Regions from separate parts of the Homo sapiens genome. Here region 1 is linked to region 2. Evidence: chromatin loops called from intact Hi-C (ENCODE). Cell type or tissue: CD14-positive monocyte. All regions are shown on one strand. Links, peaks and the distances in the headings refer to the core of each region. The heading gives the core; the rest is flanking DNA.

Region 1 (5,378 bases), core at 119-5,118, 440 kb before region 2:
CGCACTAATTCATCAACTAAATTTTAAGATGCTTAGACAACCCCGAGATAGCTCTCTACATTTAAAAATAATCTAAATTTCCCTTCCTTTTAAAATTAGGACGGGTTGGCAACAAAATTTAGCTGGGAAATACTGAGTATTTCTAGAAGGCTCAAGGTTTAAAAAATAATTAAAGAGGTTGACTAAGAGGAAGAAACAGTGAGCTGACATGAATGGAGCAGGTGAGTCTGAGAGAGAACTGTTTGGGGTCTCTTTCTCTTAGAAATCAGTAGCAGAGGCCATGCTTGGTGGCTCACACCTGTAACCCCAGCACTTTGGGAGGCCGAGGCTGGCGGATCACTTGAGGCTAGAGTCTGAGACCAACCTGGCTAACATGGCAAAACCCATCTCCATTAAAAATAGCAAAATTAGCCAGGTATGTGGTGCACGTCTGTAGTCCCAGCTACTCGGGAGGCTGAGGCTTGAGAATCGCTTGAACCTGGGAAGTGGAGGTTGCAGTGAGCCAAGATCATGCCACTGCACTCCAGCCTGGGAGACAGAGCGAGACTCCCTCTCTCTCTCAAAAAAAAAAAAAAAAAAGAAAAAGAAAAAGAAACCAGCATCAGAAAATGTTTAGCCCTAGCCTAAAGGAAACATGATCACAAACTACAGGAAACTGAAGAGAAAACTGCCTATCCACCTCCCTCAAAAAAAGAGATTAGGAGCCTAAAAAAATTCTAAAAATACATGTAAAGCCACAGAGTCCAAATTGCAAAAATATTGCTCAAAAGACCATAAATGGGTTAAAAATAGGAAGCATGGGAGAAAAATAAATTTGTCAGCTAAAAATGTATAAAAGCTCTCTTTCCACAAATAACATTTCTAAAATAAATGTTTACTAAGCAGAGCCCCAAATACATGCCAAGCATAAAGGACAGAAAGCTATCTGCTCTTGCCTCCTGAACTCTGCACATCATGTTTCCTCCTCTACTGGAGTCAAAGACTCATCCACCCTTCAACAGATTGCTACCTATCCCTCACACCTAACGTTCGGTTAGGTCATATCTCAGCTTAGAGATCACTTCCTAGAGAAAATCCTTCCCTGACCTGGGTTAAAAGGGCTAGAGGATAAATTGGTGCTCCTCCACTAGGCTGGCGCAGAATTATTTCATTCACTCATACAACCGTACAGAGAAGGTATTACATACTGTGTATTCTTACATACCCTAAAAACACAGTAATGAAGATTACAGACTAGTTAGCCGCTCTCATAGAAATGGACATTAAGGCTGGGCGCAGTGGCTCACACCTGTAATCCCAGCACTTTGGGAGGCTGAGGCGGGTGGATCACCTGAGGTCGGGAGTTCAAGACCAGCCTGACCAACATGCAGAAACCCTGTCTCTACTAAAAATACAAAATTAGCTGGGCATGGTAGCACACGCCTGTAATCCTAGCTACTCGGGAGGCTGAGGCAGGCGAATCGCTTGAACCCAGGAGAGTGAGGCTGCAGTGAGCTGAGATTGTGCCATTGCACTCCAGCCTGGGCAACAAGAGTGAAACTCCATCTCAAAAAAAAAAAAAAAAAAAAAAAGGACATTAAACAACAATAATTACACAATTATACATCATTGTTGGGGGAAGGATAGTGTTGGAAACATACACCCAGATACACACATCCACTCTAGGATTTCTGATCCAGACTGAAAAGATCAGGGAGTTTCTCTGAAAAGTGCTTCCTACAACCCAATGTGCTAGGCTTTTGGGATGCAACAGTGAAAAACACTGAGACTATCTCTAAATTCAGAGCTGGCACCAGGACACTCAACTAATGTAGTGCCTGGTGGATGGATACACCAGCCTGTGGATGGATACAGCTGCCTGTGTCCTTGGCAGTACGTAAGAAGACACGATTTGTGCAGAGTCTACCACAGGCACCCACATTTCACCCCTACCTAGGTGAGCATGCAGTTAATAAACGTTGCATGATCTCTTCTTTGCCTTAAAGAAACTCAATCTAGGGAAGGAAAAAAGGGCTTTGCTACATTTTCTGTAATGAGAAGTTCCATATCAAATTAAGATTACTGTTGGCCAGGTGCAGTGGCCTCTAATCCCAGCACTTTGGGAGGCTGAGGCGGGCAGATATTTGAGGTCAGGAGTTTGAGACCAGCCTGGCCAATATGGCAAAACCCTGTCTCTACTAAAAATACAAAAATTAACCGGGCATGGTGGAGTGCACCTGTAATCCCAGTTACTCGGGAGGCTGAGGCAGGAGAATCGCTTGAACCCAGGAGGGAGAGGTGGCAGTGAGCTGAGATCAAGCCACTGCACTTCAGCCTGGGCAACAGAGCAAGGCTCCATCTCAAAAAAAAAAAAAAAAAAAAAAAAAAATTATTGTTAGTAGTAAACAAGATAATGTTTTTCATTTTGAAATATCTAAACTAACTTACTACTTGGTAAACATTATCTGGTTCATAGACTGTATAACCTGAAGTATAACTCAGAGTGCTCACCCTTACAATCTGAGATTGGATACCTGTAGTCTGCACACCAGGGAAACAGCCTACCTTTCATAATATATTCATTTTCTGAAGAGCCAGGAAGTGTGAGAGCTTTGAAAAGGTTTGTTAGCAGAATCTCAACAAACGGTGCGATTTCTGCAGCTGTAAAGCTATAGATGAAAAAACAGCTTTCAGTCACTACCAACTCTTGAGCTTGTCACTGCAGATTACCCTTGGCAACCACTATGTCACCCTTCTCAGCATAAAACTGAGCCATCTCCCACCACTGACAATTGATAGACAGTTTAGGAAAATAATTTTTTTACATGTGCTCATGTTAGGCTCCTAAGAAGGCACATCGAGAACCAAACACAACTGAACCAAAAAGCCAGCTAAACCCAACAACATCTGAAGTTGAAACAGTTGTCCCTGGTTTATATCTATTACCACTGAGAAAGAACTCAGAATCTCAGGGGACTCTGTCATTTATTTTGTTTTTGGAGGTGGAGCCAAGATTCAGAACTGTTTTCTGCATAAATTCTGGGCCTGAAGATAGGTACTGGCTTGACTCACCTCAAAGGATGTCCTTTCTACCCTTAATTGGCCACTGAGAGTATCTGTACTTCAAGTTCTTGATGAAGGAAAGAACCTAGAACTGTTTTCCATCTCTTACCCAAAGCTCATTTCAAGAAATAATACTGTTGAATAGTGGCCTGAAAGACATGCAGACCATCCATTCCTCTACATTTCATCCTGGTTCAGGCCAGAAGACCTATTTTCTTGGTCCCCAGTGAATTACTTTCATTCGGTTAGGTCATATCTCAGAAATAAGTGACCTTACGCAAATAGCCACATGAAAATAACTGTTACATGATTGTTGCTGAGAACACTACTACTACTATTGTACAGTATTCTCTGCTTTAACTTTTATCTCATAGACCCTGTGAAAATTTTAACTTCCCAAGTTTCCCTCTTTGCCCTGGCTGCTAAGAGACTCCAAATAAAATTTGGAGTTTCTTGGACTACTATATAGGATCCTTTGACACACATTTCTGTTTATTAACTTTATCTCAGTTACTTTCCTTGGCTCCAGTTTATTAAATTGTATTGTCATAATGCACCTATTTTAGTAAGCAGCCTCAAATGCTTTTAGAATGAAACAGAGTATAAAGGAATAGAAAGCAGACATTTGTTTTCCCACTAGTGAAATTATGAAAACATTCAGATATCTTTGACCAGCACAGTACAGCCCCTACCCCAGGCTAAAAAACTTTAGAATAAAATACTCACAGAGTGGCATTGTTAGGCCCTCGCATAGTAAAGAGCCGTTCAAGAGCATGAGCTGCGTAAGTATGAACAACAATACTTTCAGCTTGAAGATGATTAATCAAGAGAGGAATCGAGACTAAAAGATGTTCTTTTGGCACCTAAAAAACACAATAATATACATGCTCTAAATGCAATGATTCCATATTTGAGTAAAAGACAATTGGAAGAGAAGGACCTGTTGATTTAAAGAACAATTTGCTATTTTTAAGCTCTGTTATAATAGGAGATGCTGCTGCCCAGAAACCAAAACTTTCACTTGCACATAATGGTTCAATTTCCACTTTCTAAATTCTCCTTTTCAGAGCACAAAACTATGAGGATAACATCTTGCAGATAAATCAACATACCATAAAATAATAATATCACAGAGAAGGAGACTAAGATTTCACCAAACTTAAGAATCATCACTAGCAGATATTTCTTGAAAAAGTTATTTAACCTTTTTGTGTCTCATTTTTTGTTCTCTTCCCACCCCCAAAAAGCAACAAATACGAGAACAATCTTCATTAAAAACCTCTAAATTTGAAACATTCATTAGTCTAAACTAGAAAAGCCTCCTGGGTGTGGTGGTTCATTCCTGTCTATAATCCCAATACTTCAGGAAGCCAAGGTAGAACAATTGCTTAAGCCCAGGAGCTCAAGACCAGCCTGGGCAACATAGTGAGACCTCATCTCTATTAAGAAAAAATTAAATAAAAAATTAGCTGGGCATGGTAGTGAATTCCTGTAGTCCCAGCAACTTGAGAGGCTGAGGTAGCTGGATCGCTTTAGGCACTAAATGAATAACTCAAAAATGATGTTAGGCCGGGCGCAGTGGCGGCTCACGCCTGTAATCCCAGCACTTTGGGAGGCCGAGGTGGGTAGATCACGAGGTCATGAGATCAAGACCATCCTGGCTAACATGGTGAAACCTCTACTAAAAATACAAAAAATTAGCCAGACGTGGTGGCATGCGCCTGTAGTCCCAGCTACTCGGGAGGCTGAGGCAGAAGAATGGCTTCAACCCAGGAGGCGGAGGTTGCAGTGAGCTGAGACTGCACCACTGCACTCCAGCGTGGGCAACAGAGCAAGACTCCATCTCAGAAAAAAAAAAGAAAAAAGAAAAAAAAAAAGATGTTAAGGACAAACAGTCATGATGTAGGTGGGTACGGTGGAGCATGCCCGTAATCCCATCAACTAGGGAGGCTAAGGCAGGAGGATCGCTTGAGTCCAGAATTTCCTGGCTGAAGTAAGCTATGATCGCACCACTGCACTCCAGCCTGGGCAACAGAGCAAGACCTCATTCTCAAAATAAAACAGAAAAGGCCAGGCACGGTGGCTCATGCCTGTAATCCCAGCACTTTGGGAGGCCAAGGCGGGCGGATCACAACGTCAGGAGATCGAGACCATCCTGGCTAACACAGTGAAACCCCGTCTCTACTAAAAAATACAAAAAAAATTAGCCGGGCATGGTGGCGGTAGCCTGTAGTCCCAGCTATCGCGAGGCTGAGGCAGGAGAATGGCATGAACCCAGGAGGTGAAGCTTGCAGTGAGCCAAGATCGTGCCACTGCATGACTTGATTGTGTTACTG
Region 2 (5,378 bases), core at 110-5,109:
CTCTATAAAAAAAAAATCCTAAAATTAGCCAGGCGTGATGGCATACACCTGTTGTCCCAGCTCCTCAGTGTGCTGAGGCAGGATGACTTGAGCCCAGAAGATCGAGGCTGCAGTAAGCCATGATTGCACCACTGCACTCCAGCCTGGGTGAAAGAACGAGACCCTGTCTCAAAACAAAACAAAATGCTCCAGGGAAATAAAAAGTGATGGGGATCATGGGGGAAACAAGGTGGACCCTGAGTGGCTGTTGTTGAAGCTGCCTGTTGGATACCTGGGTTCATGATATTCTCTCTACTTTTGTGTATGATGGAAATATTCCATGATAAGGGAAAAAAAGAATGTAGACTCTAGAGCCAGGAGGCCTGGGTTCAAATCCTGGCCCTGCTACTTATCCACTGTGCAAACTTAGGCAAGTCACTTAACCACTCTGAGCCTTGGTTTCCTCGTTTGTCAAATGGGGCTAATCATGCTACTGACTGTGGAGATGTGGTGGGATTGCATCTAGCTGGGCGTATTCATCACTGCTCACTTAGAAGGCACGAGACACTGTTCTTTTTTTTTTTTTTTTTTTTTTGAGATGTTGTCTCACTGTGTCACCAGGCTGCAATGCAGTGGTGTGATCTCTGCTCACTGCAACCTCCGCCTCCTGGGTTCAACCAATTCTCCTGCCTCAGCCTCCCAAGTAGCTGGGACTATAGGCACACGCCACCACTCCCAGCTAATTTTTGTATTTTTAGTAGAGATGGGGTTTCACCATGTTGGCCAGGATGGTCTTGATCTCTTGATCTCGTGACCCACCCGCCTTGGCCTCCCAAAGTGCTGGGATTACAGATATGAGCCACCACGCCTAGCAGAGACACTGTTCTGAGCACTTTATCCAACTGTCACCAGGCTAGAGTGTGATGGTGTGATCATAGGTTGCCACAGCCTCGAACTCCTGGGCTCAAGTGATCCTCCTGCCTCAGCCTCCCAAGTGACTAGGACTACAGGCACATGCCGCCATGCCTGGCTAATTTTTGTATTTGTTACAGAGATGCGGTCTCACAGCTGGTCTTGAAGTCTTGAGCTAAAGAGATCCTCCTGCCTCAGCCTCCCAAAGTGTTGGGATTACAGGCGTGAGCCACTGGGCCTAGCCTGTTTACACATTTTAACTCCCTTAATTGTCACAGAAGCCTAAGATATAGATACTGATATGATCCCATTTTACATATGAGGAAACAGAGTCTCCGAGAGTTTAAATAATTAGCTTGAGGAATGGCAATACTGGGATTTGAATCTGGGGTTTAGCTAGCTTCAAAACCTGTGCTCTTAACCGTCACACCCTACAGTGGGGATTGATGAGCTATGGCCTAGGGGCCCAGTCCAGACTTCAGCCTATTGTTTTCTTTTTCTTTTCTTTTCTTTTTTTTTTTTTTTTTGAGATGGGTTCTCTCGCTCTGTGCAGTGGTGCGATCTTGGCTCACTTCAACCTCCGCCTCCCAGGTTCAAGCGATTCTCATACGAGCCTCCCGAGTAGCTGGGATTACAGGCACCCGCCACCACACCCAGTTAATTTTTGTTTGTTAGTAGAGACAGGGTTTCGCCATGTTGGCCATGTTGGCCAGGCTGGTCTCAAACTCCTGACCTCAGGTGATCAGCCCACCTCAGCCTCCCAAAGTACTGGGATTACAGGTGTGAACCACTGCGCCCAGCTGATTGTTTTCATTTTTAAACAAGGTGTCATTGGAACACAGCCACGCCCATTTGCTTCCACACTGTCCAGGTCTTTCCCACTGCAACAGCAGGTTGAATGGTTGTCACTGAGACCCTACAGCCTATTGAGGTGGAAGGATTTGCTCTCAGGGTCTTCACAGGAAAGGCTTCCTGCCTCACCTTCTGGTAGAGCCTTGTGTAGCTTGGCCGTGAAAGAACTTGCGAGTCTCCCACCCCCAACAGGAGGGCCAGTGCTCACACCTGCAGCTGCTGGTGGGATTTTCAGGGAAGGGACACAAAGGGCCAGGCCTGTATCTTTGACTTCAAGGTCTTTGCTTCCGTAGGCTGCTGTCCACCATCACAGAGCCCACCTCGGGTGGGTCCTGCGACGCATCCTTGGCTGAGGAGGCCTCCTCCCTGCCCCTGGTCAGTGAAGAGAGCGAGATGGACAGGAGTGACCATGGGGGCATCAAGAAGGTGTGCTTCAAGGTGGCCGAGGAGGACCAGGAGGACTCAGGCCACGACACCATGAGTTATCGCGACTCCTACAGGTGGGTGTCACCGTCAGGGGGCTGAGGTTAGATGAGGATGGCCCTGGACAGGTGAGGCCACGGACCCGTGGCAACATCAGAATCAGTGGACACTTCTCAGGGTGCAGTGGGCTCAGGGTGCTGTTGCTGATAGCGTGGTTCTGGGGGATTATCTGAGACCCCTGAGCCTGGAAGACCCACTTAGGCTCCCCAGTTGCAAAGCTGACATTTTAGGGTTGTCCCCACGTGGACCCATCTGTTCTGCCTCAGTGTCACCCCACACATGCTGACACGATGTTGTCAGGCACAAGGGCAAGATTCTGTGGTGTGTTTGCAAACTCAGTGTAAGACATACGGTTTCTGAAACAAGCACTATTTATGTTTATTTGGTCCAAGGAGGAAGAGTGCAGTTTTTTCCCCTCCTAACCTGAGAAGATCTAAATTTTCTACTGGTTAATTATAACAAGATCAGTGAGGTCCTAACTAGTTGGTTAAATAGACTAAAACTCAGTTTCCTGTAATAAGCCATATAATGGGTAAGTTTAATTCCTTACTGCAGATAAACCAGCACTGTGGTCCCAGTGAAAGGTGACATCACATTTGCCCATGGTGGTTACAGTGGAATCTTAGAGGGTGCTTCAACTGTTTGTGGGCAAAAATCAGAACTGATACAGTTTGAGAAGGCAGACCTTCCCCCCAGTCCTCGCAGCGTGAATGTTCTTCCAGTCGTCAAGGGATCTGCCTGATCCCCCGTTGGCTGCTCGCCTGGCGTCTGTATCTGGCTGCTGCGGCACTTTGTGCCCCCAGAGCCTCATGTCCATAGTCTCAGATTTTGCCCTCTCTCTGGGATTTCATTCTTACATTTTTGGGTCCTCCAGTTTTTCCTTTAATTTTCAAAAAGGTGAAGGAAAAAATGTCAGGATCCTGGGTTTTGATCTCCCACACCTTCCGAGTTCCTGGGCCGTAGGGAATCCAATCCAGTCCCTGTCCTCATGAGGTTTCCAGCCAGGCTGGGGGCTGAGGAGACGGAAGACAGAGCCCTGTGGAATGGGCAGGTGTCTCAGGGCAAGGCTGTCCCCTGGGGACACTGGACAGAGTGACACCTGCGTGAAAATGATTCACCGTCTTCCTCCTATTTCTGTGTTTCTGTGCTAGAGCCTAGAAACGTTTCCCAGCCCTCAGGCGTGGAAAACCCACCAGGCCGGCCTTCCCTGCCTTTGGGACCCAGGACCGGTGCTCGGTGCCCTCTCTGGGCTGCACGCCCACCTGAGGGCCCAGGGGTTTTGTCTACACTGTAGAAAGTGGGTTTTGGGTGCCAGGACCAGATGGCCTGAGCTCAGGGTGACTCAGCCCCTTCTCTGGGCCCCTTTGCAGCGAGTGTAACAGCAATCGAGACTCGGTCCTGTCCTACACCAGCGTGAGAAGTAACAGCTCCTACTTGGGCAGCGACGAGATGGGGTCTGGTGAGTGGAGTGGCAGCGGCCTGTGCTCAGGGAGAGAGGCTCCTCCCCATGAGATTTAGTTTTAGTTTATTTTATTATACTTTCCTCTGCATTATATTGTTTTGTGTTTTATTGCATGGTCCTGTACTTGATTTCCTTCCATTCAGTCATTCAACAAGTATTTCTTGAGCCCATATTATGTGCTGGGCACTGGGAATGCGGCAGCGAAAGAAACAAACATCTCCGCCCTCTTAGAGCTGATGTTCTCCGTGAATGTCATGGAGATGGAGCAAATGGAAGCATGCACGGTTCAATTCTGTGTACTTCATGTTCGATGAATGTTGTGATGCGTGTGCTGACAACTAAACAGGGTGACCTCATGGTTTATGTAAAAATGATACATGTGTAAACCGAAAATCCAAATGACACAGAGCAGTTCAAAGAAGTACCCATGGCTGAGCGTGGTGGCTCACGCCTGTAATCCCAGCACTTTGGGAGGCCAAGGCAGGCGGATCACTTTAGGTCAGGAGTTTGAGACCAGCCTGGCCAACATGGTGAAACCCCGTCTCTACTAAAAATACAAAAAATTAGCTGGGTGTGGTGGTGCACGCACCTGTAATCCCAGCTATTTGGGAGGCTGAGGCAGGAGAATCACTTGAACTTGGGAGGGGGAGGTTGCAGTGGACTCAGATCATGCCACTGCACTCCAGCCTGGGTGACAGAGTGAGACTCCATCTCAAGAAACAAGCAAACAAACAAACAACAAAAAGAAGTCCATAAAAATGAATGAGAGTCTTATCATCTCCCCCAGAAATGACCCTCGCCAGCATTTGGAGCTCATTGGTGGGGCCTGTGAATGCATGGATGGGCAGGTGGGTGGATGGATGGATAGACAGACATAGACAATATTTTATAAATTAGATCATACTCTACTTACAGCTTTTTTTTTTAAATTTTTTTTTGAGACAGAGTCTCACTCTGTTGTCAGGCTGGAGTGCAGTGGCACGATCTCAGCTCACTGCAACCTCCACCTCCCGGGTTCAAGCGATTTTCCTGCCTCAGGCTCCTGAGTAGCTGGGATTACAGGCGCCCGCCACCACATTCAGATAATTTTTGTATTTTTAGTAGACATAGGGTTTCACCATGTTGGCCAGGATGGTCTTGATCTCTTGACCTTGTGATCCGCCTGCCCCGGCCTCCCAAATTGCTGGGATTAAAGGCGTTACTGAAAGCCTGAAATTGTTTTTTATTTTAGTCTTGTTTACTTCAGACTTTAAAGCAGTTCATTTTGCAAATGGGTTGTGTATCCACATGGTACATAATTCAGAAGGCCCCGGAGGGTGCATGGTGACAAGTCTCCCCCCCACCCTTGGTTCTCAGGCTGTCACTGCTGTTCCCACTGTCACTGCAGTCTTGTGTGTCTTTTCAGAGATAGTCTGTGCATAAAAATTTAATTTTAATTATACTTCAATTAACAGAAGAAAAAGAAGCTCAAGTAAAATGGAAGAAATTGTTGAACTTTAGATACAGATTTCATCACATAAGATAGTCAACTGCACAAACTGTCCCCAGGTGGCTCTAGGAAGGAGTTGGGTGTGACAGCTGATGTAACTGAACCAGCTGGGTGAGGAATCAGGAGACGTGGCCTCCAGGTCCTTTTCTCTGTTCCTCAGTCCCTCATTTGCAGAATGGAAACAGTAGCAGTGCTTTACAA

The links. Peaks named below come from ENCODE experiments on the same cell type or tissue, not always from the same donor. Only the 100,000 strongest peaks of a DNase experiment are listed, where the experiment ranks them.
Region 1: it touches region 2 in a loop (3.0-fold over the local background); 1 of 110 quality-filtered maps calls a loop at or near these places.

What each region holds. Positions count from the first base shown.
Region 1 is chr20:49,082,553-49,087,930 of GRCh38, reverse strand. It overlaps CSE1L (chromosome segregation 1 like), which reads right to left. Exons shown (of 25, transcript NM_001316.4): 15 at 3,769-3,905; 16 at 2,545-2,648. Among named protein-coding and RNA genes, the nearest start is that of CSE1L, 39 kb to the right of the region's middle. In CD14-positive monocyte, for the core only: no CTCF peak of the experiment used is centred there; no DNase peak of the experiment used is centred there.
Region 2 is chr20:48,642,716-48,648,093 of GRCh38, reverse strand. It overlaps PREX1 (phosphatidylinositol-3,4,5-trisphosphate dependent Rac exchange factor 1), which reads left to right. Exons shown (of 40, transcript NM_020820.4): 26 at 2,037-2,243; 27 at 3,597-3,685. Among named protein-coding and RNA genes, the nearest start is that of PREX1, 180 kb to the left of the region's middle. RefSeq lists a silencer at 5,358-5,378. In CD14-positive monocyte, for the core only: no CTCF peak of the experiment used is centred there; no DNase peak of the experiment used is centred there; H3K27ac peaks cover 430 bases.